Regions from separate parts of the Homo sapiens genome. Here all the other regions are linked to region 1. The links are chromatin contacts, found by Hi-C in ENCODE. All regions are on one chromosome and are shown on one strand. Each heading gives the region's core, a stretch centred on a gene start or an enhancer-like site at or near the end of the contact. The rest is flanking DNA. Distances are from core to core; before and after follow the strand shown.

The links. A loop is a pair of places that touch in the nucleus more often than their neighbours do. Pooled maps may share reads with other maps.
Region 2: a pooled map shows a loop between it and region 1 (7-fold over the local background). The contact joins the promoter of ALG6 here to the promoter of ZRANB2-DT in region 1. A Hi-C loop is called at or near these places in 2 of 50 pooled maps.
Region 3: a loop to region 1 is called in a pooled map, with 15 times the contacts of the local background. The contact joins the promoter of EFCAB7 here to the promoter of ZRANB2-DT in region 1. A Hi-C loop is called at or near these places in 4 of 50 pooled maps.
Region 4: a loop to region 1 is called in a pooled map, with 13 times the contacts of the local background. The contact joins the promoter of PGM1 here to the promoter of ZRANB2-DT in region 1. A Hi-C loop is called at or near these places in 2 of 50 pooled maps.
Region 5: a pooled map shows a loop between it and region 1 (6-fold over the local background). The contact joins the enhancer-like site here to the promoter of ZRANB2-DT in region 1. A Hi-C loop is called at or near these places in 6 of 50 pooled maps.

What each region holds. Positions count from the first base shown.
Region 1 is chr1:71,080,059-71,082,597 of GRCh38, reverse strand. It overlaps ZRANB2-DT (ZRANB2 divergent transcript), which reads right to left and starts at 1,274. Exons shown (of 4, transcript NR_046217.1): 1 at 1,185-1,274. It overlaps ZRANB2 (zinc finger RANBP2-type containing 2), which reads left to right and starts at 1,563. Exons shown (of 10, transcript NM_203350.3): 1 at 1,563-1,658. The coding sequence starts at 1,603. RefSeq lists an enhancer at 1,324-1,613.
Region 2 is chr1:63,366,359-63,368,897 of GRCh38, reverse strand. ALG6 (ALG6 alpha-1,3-glucosyltransferase) reads right to left here and starts at 1,271. Exons shown (of 15, transcript NM_013339.4): 1 at 1,211-1,271. RefSeq lists enhancers at 702-811, 1,672-1,811 and a silencer at 992-1,471.
Region 3 is chr1:63,522,255-63,524,793 of GRCh38, reverse strand. It overlaps EFCAB7 (EF-hand calcium binding domain 7), which reads right to left and starts at 1,269. Exons shown (of 14, transcript NM_032437.4): 1 at 1,160-1,269. ITGB3BP (integrin subunit beta 3 binding protein) reads left to right here and starts at 1,569. Exons shown (of 9, transcript NM_014288.5): 1 at 1,569-1,665. The coding sequence starts at 1,661. RefSeq lists enhancers at 1,306-1,385, 1,547-2,170.
Region 4 is chr1:63,592,122-63,594,660 of GRCh38, reverse strand. PGM1 (phosphoglucomutase 1) reads right to left here and starts at 1,250. Exons shown (of 11, transcript NM_002633.3): 1 at 927-1,250. The coding sequence starts at 1,172. RefSeq lists enhancers at 214-273, 974-1,263 and a silencer at 634-933.
Region 5 is chr1:65,063,447-65,065,985 of GRCh38, reverse strand. It overlaps a transcript of JAK1 not described here. Among named protein-coding and RNA genes, the nearest start is that of MIR101-1, 6.2 kb to the right of the region's middle. Within about 2 kb of position 1,268, at least 3 of the 41 ENCODE cell types and tissues checked have a DNase peak (open chromatin) inside an H3K27ac peak, as active enhancers do.

The sequences.
Region 1 (2,539 bases), core at 25-2,524:
ACAACTGCCTACAGTATTTAGTACAATAAGATGTACTAAATGCAGGTTTGTAGTCTAGGAGCAATAGGCTATACCATATAGCCTAGGTGTGTAGTAGGCTATACCTGCTAGGCCTGTGTAAGCACATTCTATGATGTTCACACAACAGCACAATTGCCGAAAGTGGCATTTCTCAGAACATATCCCTATCATTAAGTGAGGCATGACTGTATATGCTGTATTCTAAAAAAAATTAATGCATTTATATACCAGAATCTATGCATAAGAATGCTCATACTGGTGTTGTTTGTAATACCAAGCCTGAGAAACAGAAGGAATAAACTGTCACAAAACCACAAAACGGAATAGTATCAGTATACATCAGTGCAAATAAAAGAATTACACCTATACACTTCTACATGCAACTACCTAGGATTAATTTAGAAGCATAATGAACAAAAAAAGAGTACAGAATCAACTATGCTTACACAGCTCATAAAATTAAACATACATGTATGTTAGGTTTTGAAGGGAAGGCAAGGATTAAAGAAAGAGAGGGTGGCTTAACAACAAATACAGGATTTATGTCCAGCATAAGACCTACAGAGGTGGGAGACCAGCTTAATGCCAGTGCCCGTTGCTTCTTACAGGCTGGGGTGATTTATAGGCCTGGGTGGGAGTGGTCTGGGGGGCCATGGCCTGCTTCCTGGGAACATGTTGATAAGGTGTTCCCAGGACGAGGCGGCTCTGGCCCTTGTTCCAGTGGAATGTGGTACTTTCTCCCAGCAGAGTATAAGAGGCAGCCTGTTTCTCACGCCCGAACCCCGTGGAATGTTTCACTTTGACTAAGGTCTGCAAAATGGCAGGGGGGCTTACAAAAATGGTGCAGTTTGGACTAACAACGTACATAAATTTTTAAAAAGCAAAAGAATAAATCCCAAATATGGGAAAGTGTTATCTGTGGAAGAAAGTAATGGGATGGTATCAGAAAAGACACTGGTAATTTAAACAGTGTTGACAATGTCTCAGTTTTAAAATTACCAGCTGGTTCCCATGTATAAGTTGCTTACTTATCTGTTACACCTATTTATGTATATATAAAAATAGGTTTCCAAACGACATCCCATGTGTATGAAATAACAGAATTTTTATGCCTTATTAAAATAATTTCTCTAAACACTTGAAGAGCCCGAGCCGCCTCTTACCCTAAACGAACCCCACGCCCCTGAATTGATCAGTCACTTCCGCCTCCACCTTTCCAGCTCCACCTAAGGAAGCGGAAGTACTTTACTCTTGGGTCCTCCCACCTGTAGGGGGCTCTCCGAGGCTTCTAGTGCCACGAAGGCCTCCTGCCTGGGTTGTCCTTATGGCGCCTGTGAGTTTAGTTCTAGAAAAGATATTTGTATTTTAACTTTTCCATCTAACAAACAGTAGCACAGGCATCTTAGTCTGGACAACAACGTACAAGCTGAATTCCTGGCTAGTTCCCTCATTATCAAACCCTGACACAGTAGTAGGCGCGAGTCAGGCAGTGTGGGGACAGCCCCGAGTTGCCGAAAGTCCCCGGCCCGTTTTCCTCCTGTGAAGACATAGCTGCGGGTGGCTGTGCTGGTGGCGTTCAAGATGTCGACCAAGAATTTCCGAGTCAGTGACGGGGACTGGATTTGCCCTGACAAAAAGTGAGTTCAAGAAGGGTCCTGAATTGGGACGGAGTTTGTTAGTGGAAGCTTTCCGAGGTCCGTCCGGCATTTTCCTTTTTTATGATTTTCTGTGCCTTAAGACGGGTTGAGGCGGCGAACCGCCAGTTCCCTGGCGGGAAGAAGGCTCCCAATCTCCTCACGAGAGAGGTCTTTCCGGGAGCCTTTGTTCTAGATATGTCTTCAGCGTTTCCTCGACATTACCTCCGCAAGGTAGCCTCTCTTTTTAGAGTGCGAGATGGCCTACCTTTTTGCCCCCACCCCCCTCCCCCGCCCCGGCCAGGTTTTAGCGATAGGAAACCTCTCCAGTCAGGCCAGCTTGGTGTTGGATCTCCCCCACGTGACTTTTCTCTGCAGAACTTTACTCTTGTTCACGGAAAATATTGCTTTCTCGCACTCGTCCTTTTGCCTCTTATAGTTCACCTTGTTTTGTATTTTTACTCAAACTTTTCCTCCATACTATTTTCCCCTTTTCCGGAAGCTCTACCCTCTTCGGTTTGGGAAATTCTGACATTTTCTTTGTGGATCATTTCTCCACAAGAATTGGGCTTTTCGCCTCCTTAGAGCCGAAAAGGAGGGAAGAGGCCTGTGTTTTTGCCTACTCAGCCCTTAAGATGCCTGCAGCAGAGAAGCACGTGTGTTAGTGGCTCTGCTTTTTGACATTGTTGCCAAAGCCAGTACTCGACTAGATAGTTAATCAGATTTTTTTTGAAGGGTGCACAAATAGGTGTATCTATTCGGAAATAACATGGAAAATAATTTAATGTACAACTCATGTTCACATAAAAGCCTTTTATTTGTTGTACCTAAGTTAGCCACAAATAGGTTTTGATTGTAAAAAGCAAAAACTTTGAAATAAACCT
Region 2 (2,539 bases), core at 22-2,521, 7.7 Mb after region 1:
AATGTGTTGACTTTAGGATAAATTAACAAGTTACAACTTATAATTTGCGTACAGTATTTTTCTATATGGTATATTCCAATTTAAAAAGCATAAAAGGGGCTGGGCGCAGTGGTTCACCCCTGTAATCCCAGCACTTTGGGAGGCCGAGGCAGGTGGATCACCTGAGGTCAGGAGTTCGAGACCAGCCTGGTCAACATGGTGAAACCCCATCTCTACTAAAAATACAAAAATTAGCTGGGCGTGGTGGTGCGTTCCTGTAATCCCAGCTACTCGTGAGGCTGAGGCAGGAAAATCGCTCGAACCCGGGAGGCAGAGGTTGCAGTGAGCCAAGATCGTGCCACTGCACTCCAGCCTGGGCGACAGAGCAAGACTCTGTCTCAATTAAAAAAAAAAAAAGTGTAAAAGGAAATTACTTGGATGTGTTGACTAAAGGCTCCCTGTGAGCAGGGATCCTCCTGTCTTAGTCGTTGCTCTCTGTTCCCCACTTGTAGAACAGTGTTAGCAGAAGGCAGGTACCCAAGAAGTATTTGCTGAATGGAGCTGTGTGCGTCTGTGTGTACGAAGCGGGGAGGTACCCTAATTTTACTGAGCCCTGTGTGGTTAAAGATATTATGCGAGGCTTTTAACGACTCTCTTCTGCTTAAACCAGAAAAAGGGTTATTTGCGACTTTTTCCACCTGTAAATCAGAAAACAGTAATTTTCTAACCCATCCACTGGCCACGAAGTTGCTAGGCAGGCAGTAGATGCGCTTTTCGTCCTCCTTTGCCCTGACGGTGCATCTCGACAAATGCCAAGCCCGCCGTCCCCATCCCAGAACCGACTTTGCTCCTTTTAGTCTGAAAGGTCCTTCCACCGCAGTGGACACAACACCGGGGAGTGCAGCTATCCCGGGCGTGTATATGGGGCGAAAGGGATCCCTTCTCGCGTTTCTCCGCCCCTCCTCTTGAGGGCCAGGCCCTCAGAACCGCAAGGACAAGGGTGCCAGGACCGCCCCAGCCTGCAAGTGCCACCACTATCACCGCGTCCCCTCACCCGACCCACAAGCGACCCTGCAGGAAGGGCTGGGGAGGCCTCGCGTCGCGTCCCTGGGAGTGGAGCGGAGCTGGGAGACGGGTCGCCAGCTCTGCGCCGGCTCGTGGCGCGTCCGAGCCCCCGGCACCTCCCCACACTGGCCTGGGGTCCGGAACCTCCGGGATCCCATGCTCTTACCCCGCCGCCCGCCGGCCGCTGGGATTCGCGCCTGCCGTGGGTCCCAGGAAGGCGCATGCGCGCTCGCCCCCGCGGCGGACTGCCCCTCCGGCCTTCCGCCTCCGTGTGCCCGCGCACCACCCGCGCGCCCGGTGCGGGAGCGAGCCCGTCGAGCGTGAGGGGAGGGGCGGGCAACCTGGCCTGGACAGGAGGCGGCCGGCTTAGGAGGCGGGGCAAGAGCCGATGGAACCCGAGAGGTCCCCAGCCCCGGGTTAGGCTAGGGGCAGGTGGAAAGCCCCTTGCTCTTCTTTCCTGGGATCGTGGCCAAGGCCGGAGCGGCTGCTTAGCCAACGGATTCCTGTCAGGGGCGGGCCCTGGCTTGCTGCACTGAGCAGAGAGCCTTGGCCGGTCCTCACCACCTCTGGGCCTGTGCCCTCGAGGAGCCAGAAAGCCAACCTGCTTCACTTTCTTCTAGCCACATGCCTGCGAAGAAGAAGACTGGGCAGCCCCCTAAAGTAAGAAACATTGAACATCCAACCATTTGCGAGAGCCTGTGCGTTGTGCAAAAGGACAGCCCTGCCCTCGAGTAGCCACTACACGTGCCCCAGCGGGCAGCTTGAATCACCTGGTCCCAAACTTGCCAAAAATACCTATCTAGTAAGTTAGTAAGACCTGCACACTTTTCCTTTTGCATTGATCCCTTCCTTTCCAGTTCCACTATTTCCATCTCAGTCTAGGCTTCTGTCCAATCACGCATGGACGGCTGTGATGATTTTTACTTGCCTTCCTTTGTTCAGAGAGTGCCCTCATTCCCCACTTCTGAATCTTGCCATTCTACGTAAGCCAACCCCTATAATTTGTAAGTGTTAGCAAATATTTGGCTAGGACTATGGCTTTCTACTGAGTCTGAATAACTTCTCTCTGGGCCTCAGTTTCTTCAACTGTGAAAGAAATCAGTAGGGCTAGGTGAACTTCCAGGTCTAAAATATGATTATATCTAAAAGACCATCAGCACTGGGAATATGGAGAAATATGGCAGGTCCCTGCCCTCAAGGCATTTAATTCTCATTGGAAAGACATTTTTATGCATAAAAGGATAAAAAGCTATAGAAGGAAACACATACTAAATGTTACATTACTTACATATGCACTAAGCACTGTAGGAGTTAGGAGAAGAGGGTTCACTGTAAACTGCAAACCATCAGGAAATGCTTTTCCTGGAGGAGTCAGCTGAGCTTTGAAGGAAAGCCTGGCTGGATAAGCCCAGAGAATGAGAGTAAGAATCTAGACAAAGGAAATGGTTCAAGCCAAATATTGTGGCAGCTGAAAAGTGTAGAACATTTCCTCTAG
Region 3 (2,539 bases), core at 20-2,519, 7.6 Mb after region 1:
AGGAAATTGAGGGGTAGCAATGTCACCCAGCTAGCAGTAAGTGGCAAAAAGCCGTAAATTTCACGAACAGTTTCTTCTTTGTTAATGTGGATATAGTACTGAACAATGGTTACTATGGGGTATTAGATTCTACTGGTGGTCTAACAGCTTCCAATATTACTCTACCCAGCTTTGACTTCTAAAAATAGATCTCCAACCTAATAAATTGAATATTTCAAGTTCAATAATAAGATAACACAGGTAGGGTCCCCTTCAGGACTCATTGCATTCCTACTCAGGAGGCCTAAATCACTTGCACCTTTTCGAATTATATAGATCATTTACACTTGGGAAAGAAAGATAATAATTGCTTATCATGGATGAAGTACCCTATTTATAATACGCAGGCCGCCTGCCTGACACTTTCATATTACACCAGATTTAGAAGGACCCCACAGGGATGTGGTGTCACAGTCTGGTTACTGCAAATTGGTAATACTATAATTAAGCATCAGAGTTCTAAACACATATGTGTGCATGCATCTCCTCACAAATGTGAAAGAAAACTGTTTCAAGAAGTAAGGGAGAATGAATTTCACTTTGCAATAAGCAATTTTAAAATATAAGTATATTTTAGGATCGTCCTCAAATATTCTTTCCAAACAAGGCAACTCCCTCACATGGAAATCCCAAGGCAGAAATGTGCCAGAATTTTATTCTTTTCCTTTCTGTGACGAGAAACCAAACTAAAGCTTAAATAAACATATAATTGCACCCCCCGCAGGCTTGGAAACCTCCCTTACTTAAAACTCCGGCCCGAGACTGAGACAGGGGCCTAGAGAGTACATTGCAGCAAACGGCTCCATAAATAACCAGCCACACAATAGCAAGAAAAATAAACTGTTAACAAGCGCCTAAGGCTTCTACAGGGCCAAGTGAAAACAGAAAGCCGTCCAGTCACCGTCCCTACACAGTGAAATACCGTCACAGGTAATCTCGGGCACCATCTCTCTATTTTTGTATTCCTCTGGAAATAAAACCGCATTTACATGTACATTTTAGGTACATACATGGACCAAATGTTTATGACAGAGAAGTAGACAAAGCAGAGGAAGGAGAAGCAGCTGCACAGAGAGGGACAGAGGGAGCGAAGAGACAGAGACAGCGAGCTGTTTGCTACCTAATTCTAGCTCACAAACAAGGAAGCGCAGCCAATTCTCTTCGGCGATTCAGCGTTCCTCTCACCGCAGCTGGACAGATCTCGGCCTTTCTCTAATCACCATGGCAACTGCACCTCACCGCCACCGGAAATAAGATGCAGAGCCCTTCTCCAAACGATCCGGCTAGAAATCTAGGAAGCGCTGATCCGGAGCGCACAGAGACAGCTGTGTTGCTCCTCTATCGCGGGGGTGGTATGGCCAGAGTAGTGAGAGAAGGTGCTCTGTTACACCAGCAGGAAATAGGTGCTGTCCTGGGCCTAGAACTCCCCGCTCGCTCCTTTGCTCGCGCACACCCGGATCCTTCGTCGCGGGGAGGATGTTTCCGCCCGGCCGCGGTGGGCTTGACGCAACGTCCAGCGCGCGCTTTTCATGCCTTGGCGTTTCCTTTGGCGGATTTTCTGTTTTCGGAAGTTGCTGGGTTCGTTTTATTCAGCGGCAGTGGTGCTTTCCCGAATCTCAGAATGCCGTAGGTATCTCCTCCCCAGGTATTGCTGTTTTGGGGGCCCTCTGCAAGAAGAGAAGATATTATGTGGCCCAGTAGCCTTTCTCGTTTTCCTATTTTTTCGGAGTATGAACTTGTCTCCTCTGTCCACAGGCAATTCCCTTCGCTTGGTACCCTCAACTCTACGTCTCCTCCAGCGGTACTCATACGATAGTCCTCCTTCGCTTTCTGTTTCTACGATGCTTTTGACAGATTTCGTAAACTGTGGGCTGTATTTAGGTGATGTCTAACTTGAAATAACATAAATAAGGTTGACACACAGGATGGGACAGAGTAGATGAAAACACGCCTTCGTAGTTTGTCAGTCCCTTGCCTTCATTAATGTGGCGCGTTCGTGTAAACCCGTGGGAGAACTCATGGACTGAGTGGGTCTAGATACCTGGATTCCAGATAAGACTCTTTCACTGTTGGGCAAGTCACTTATCGACCCTGAGCTTCGTTTTTTTTTACTTACACAAATAAGTTTGTACTGCATGATCTCTAAATTCCCATCTATGACCAATAATCTGATTATTGAGAATGACCATAGTGGGAATAGGCATTGTGCTAGATAAGATTCATCTGTTTTTCATATCCTTCATCCATCCTATATTGAGATGCATAAAATAGTTGCTACCCTATAGAAACTTAAAAAAGCCATTAAAGGTTGGGGGAGTGGGGTGGATATCAAACACCTGTAATTTCTCCTTGGCCGTCCTTGTCCTCAGGTTGATTTAGGTACCCCCTCTAGTGTAACCTGTTCCTTAGTTTATTTCAGGATTAAGTAAAATGCAAAGTAACACAGCTGGGGAAATTTTTGTATCAAATAGGAATTGACATGAAAGGGGAAAGCTGTACA
Region 4 (2,539 bases), core at 1-2,500, 7.5 Mb after region 1:
CCCACATTTCCATATATCAGATTTACTGAAAAACTTTTTTTTTTTAATTTCCCCTATCCGAGTGGACCCGCCCAATCAAGTCAGTTAACTTTCCTTGGCCGGGGGCGGAACCAAGGTGTTGCGGTAATTTCCTGGCCTGCCACGACTGCTTGCTTGCGTAAGGGCGTCTTTGGGTATGTTGCCATTCTAATGAAAATTCAGCTCCAGCCCCGTCGGTGGAACAGATCCCGGGCACCACTGGGCAGAGACTAGATGTTTCAAACGCCTGCCCCCCAGCAAGCAGGCCGCGCAAAGGGCAGGAGTTCGGAACCAAGGCAAACTAGGGGGCGGGGAGAAAAGATTGGCACCCGCCTGCTGAGATCTGCCAACCTGACGCCCCAGGGGGATGGGTGCTCTCGCCACCCTTGCCCCACAGTGTCGGGCTCCGAGCCAGCGGGAAGCGCCAGTCCTAGCCGAGAATAGCAGAGGAGCGGGCGGGATGCGAGGGGGCTCTGGGCGAGGCGGCGGCAGTCTAACCTTTCCTGCTTAAGGCGACAGCACTCTGCGCCGTAATCGTATCTTCCAAGGCTGCAAGGTTAGGGCAAATGTCAGACGCCTCGGGAGGGGCGGGGGACGGGGAGAGGGAAGGCAGCGGCTAGAGACGGAGAGTCGGGCGTGACCTTGGGAGGCTCCGCGCCCGCACCTCCCGGCGCCCCGGGAGTCAGGCGAGCAGGTCTGCCGGGTCCCGTGGCCACTTTCCCCAGCCCGGCGACCTCCGTCGGGCCTCCAGGCCAGAAGAGCGAGCGCGAAGGAGAGGGAGGAGCGGGAGGTGGAAACCGAGGCGGCAGCGCGCGGAAGCGGCCGGCCCCGAGCGAGGGAGGGCGCCGCGGGCCGCACGTCGCACACGCGCCAGGGTGCACAGCGGCGCGGGGCCGCGCATCCCTTACCCCGTTGGCGGCAGCGATGCGAGCGATGAGCTGGATGGCCTCCTTCATGTAGAACCGGCCGTCCCCGCCCACCACCAGCGTGGCCTCCTGCCGCTGCGCCGGCTCCACGGTGGAGATGATACTCTGGATGAAGTTCTCCGCGTAGTTGGCGCTGCTCTGGAACACCTTCACCCGCTTCCGCAGCCCGCTCGTGCCCGGCTTCTGGTCCTGGTACGCCTGGGTCTTAACTGTCACGATCTTCACCATGGTGGCGACTTGCTGCCGGGGGTCAGAGCGGCGGACTTGGCTGGCGGAGGGGCGGCCGGCTGAGGCTGCAGCTGCTCTGGGGTGAGGGCACGGCGGGTGGGGGCTACGCCGCACTCTAGGCCGGCGTTTGGCCCTCCTCCTTAAAGGGACAGGGGACAGGGCCCTCCCTCCGCGCCAGCCCACCTCCTGGCAGGTCCGGCGGGAGGGGAAAGGGGAGCGCCGGTCTCTAGGCCTCCTGTGAAATGGGTGGAGCCTTACTGATTTACTCTCCCCTTCGGAATCCTATCCACTGTAAAAAGAGGCCCGCAACTCCTCCTCTAAGTGTTGGGGCAGAGGTTGGGGTAGGAACCCGGTCATAGGGCAAGGACGTGAGGCAGGGTGGAAAAAAGTACAGGGTAGAATGATTTCCAGTGGTTTGGCGAATGCATCGTGTGTAAATAGCTTTCTGGAAACCTGTTGGGAGGGTCAGAAGTGCCAGCCCCAGCTCGATTTCATGAGTCGTAATTCTTTCTATTTCTCCCTAAATGTGAGGGCATTTGAGTTCCGTAAAGGAGTCGACTCCAAATGTTTCCTGCTGCACCACACACTTGACTACCATTGGTGACGGTGACTTAGCTATGACTTGCTGAGTGTAGCGTTTCTAAACCTTACTAAACTCTGGGTTTTATTTTTCCCCTTTTTATGCTTACAAAACTGAAATTCAAAGAATAAAATGCCTTGTCTCATTGCCACACAGCTAAGTCCATGCGGGAGGCCAATTCAGGTGGTCTGGCTCCAAAACCAGGGCTCTTCCCATGATTTGCCCGCTGTGACACCAGGTTGGCAACTAGGAAATGTACAAGCAGGACTTGACAAATGTAGGAGCAAATATATGGTAAGGATAAGTATGAACACCATCAAAATTAGCCAGTTACTCATGTAATAGAAATAAAGTGAGGAGATCAACAAACAAGGACTGACATGGCTGGAAAAGTTTCACGGGGGATAGCAAGGTCAACCAAGGGGATTTGATTATTAAGTAGGAATCTTCAGTCTTTCTTGCTTTTCGGTTTAGTATCTCCCTTAATTTGATGAGAGTGATTGTCTCCTCTGTTCAAGAAACCTGTCATTTTGGTAAAGTGGCAAAAAACTTGGCTTTACAAGGTGTGTGCTCTTGGGAAAGTTAGTTAATGTCCGTGGGCATCAATTTCCTTACTGTAAAATAAACATATCACCTACTTTGGAATATTTTTGCAAGATTTAATGGGGTTTTGTATGTCAGAAATTCTCAGTCATGGATACACAGTAGAATCCTACTGTGACCCATGCTCACAGTAGAATTACTTGAGGTGGTTTCTAAATGACCCAGTCCAAACAAATTCAATCAT
Region 5 (2,539 bases), core at 19-2,518, 6.0 Mb after region 1:
CCCCGGCAAGTTGTGATCTGCAGATGTTTTGGGATTTTCTCTTCCCTCTGGACCTGTCCCCCACCAACCAGCAAATAGCTCCTGGGCCTAGGTTGAGGGAGAGAGAGAAGTGACCCCCTTTGGCCAGTGCGCTGTTTTTTATTCCCCTCTGGGTCTTCTAATGGAATCTGCTGTCCCTCCGTAGCCCCCTTTATTTTCCCCTTAAGCTTAACCCAGAGCCAGGCCTAAGCAGCCTGTCTCTGGCTTTCTTTCCCCAGGCCCCACCCTGGCCCCTTTTGCTTTTCCAGCGCCAAAAAAAACGCCTCCCAAGCAGAAGACACACCCAGCCCAAGTCTAACCATTCCAAAAGGGAGGAAAACACAGAGGAAGAGCAGGGACCCAAGGGTCTCCTGTCCTGAATATTCCAACAGCGTTTCCCTCTAAAAGCCTCCTAGCTTTATAATCCCTTTATTCTGCTTACCAGTCGACCCTCCCCTCCTCTTTGCCCCTTGTTCTGTGATAGATATTTGGGGAGAGGGGTGGAGAAAGAGGTTGTCACCCTCTGTTCCTTACAGTGAGGCATTTTTCTTTTTCTCAGTCTTTTCATTTATTAGATGTTTAGCATGTAAAATATGTAAATCTGTTTGCAGGCTTATTTGAACTTGTTTTCTTGCTGGCTAAGGAATAGCTGATATTCTATAAAGGGAAGGAGGGGGGAAAAGATCAAAAGTAACACTCTGAGTTTTCCCCATTTGAGCATCCCCAGAGTTGCCAGAGAAGACCCTCCTATAAAAACCAACAGTCTCCCTTCCATGACATCACCACCTAAGCCCTTCCAACTTTAGCTTCAGAACAGGAAGAAGGCTCAAAATAGAACTACCTTAGGAATCCAGCTCCTTGAAAAGATCAACTTTTAAATCAGCTGCAGGAGGAACACAATGAACTTTGACATGGGGAGTGAGAAGGGAGAGAAGACTGTATAGTGTTCATAATTGGTTCCTTTGAGGGAGGGTTGGGGGATACTTACCGTGTATTTCAGAAAAGCTTTCCTCTAGAGTTGGGTACCTAGACCACTGAATGATAAATAGGATGGTTCAAGATTCATTTATTGAATTATTCATAAGTTTTTGTACGTCAACAATAACAAGCACGTTTCAGAATATGAATTAAAGAGGGGCCTCTCTGCAGAATCTGCTCTAGATAGAGAAGGTTGTTTCAGGAAGCTAGGAGGGCACTTGAAGACAGAGAACCTGAGGATGCAGTGACAGCTGCTGTGAGTATGTAAGTTGAGAGGCTCATAAACAATAATTGTGATAAACAATAATTGTAACTTTTGTAGGTGACTGATACCCTGGACAAAGAAGTAAGGATGTCAGGATTTTCCACCTCTACCTTGGAAATTAACTTCTTGTCTTTGAATCTCACTCAGTGTCTCCATTCAGTCCCTGAATTGAGATATGCTTTCCTCTCTGAGCTAAAATACTCAGTCTTTTGGAAGGGCTACCTAATAAACGATAATCACTGAAGTGTTGACAACTTAAAGATTGGAAGTGGAGCAGAAAATACTTGGTATAATTTGAGCACTTGGTGGGTGCTGTAAGATGACTTTCTGGTTGATGGGGTAACATCTTTTACTCTGGTTCGGGTTTAAAAGAATCCAGGTGACAGAGACAGGATACCTGCCCTAATATGGTAGCCACTAGCCACGTGGCTATTAACCACCTGAAATATGGCTAGGGTGAGGAAGAGCTCAATTTTAAATTTTATTTAATTTTAGACTTTGATAACTTGATTTAGTTATTGGAAAGCTTATTTATATTTGGAAACATACTTGAGCTTACGCATCTACTTTTGAAACTAAGTGTTTTGAAATCCAAACGCAAATTAAGTATTTTGATGAAAATTTAGAATTGGGATATGTAAGTGCAAAGTAATCTTCAGATTTCAAAGAATGCAAAAAAAGTAGAATAGCCCATTAATTTTATGTTGATTCCATGTTCAGATGATAATATTTTAGATATATTGGGTTAAATGAATATGCTATTAATTCCACCTGTTTATTAGTGTGGCTACTAGAGAATTAAAAATTACATGTGTAGCTTGCATTATATACTTCATTGGACAGCTCAGGCCTGCATTACTCCTTTTCATCTATGAATTAATTTCTTTTCTTTTTTTCTTTCTTTTTTTTTTTTTTTTTTTGAGATAGAGTCTCTCTCTGTCTTCCAGGCTGGAGTGCAGTGACGCGATCTTGGCTCACTGCAACCTCCACCTCCCAGGTTCAAGCGATCCTCTTGTCTCAGCCTCCAGAGTAGCTGGGACTACAGGTGTGTGCCACCACGCCCGGCAGATTTTTTGTATTTTTAGTAGAGATGGGGTTTCCCCACGTTGGCCAGGCTGGTCTTGAACTCCTAAGCTCGGGTGATCCATCCGCCTTGGCCTCCCAAACTGCTGGGATTACAGGCATGAGCCACTGTGCCTAGCCCCATGGATTAATTTCAAAAGTGGTGACTGTATGAAATATTGTTATTTCATGTTTGTGTTTCTATTTTCCACTGCT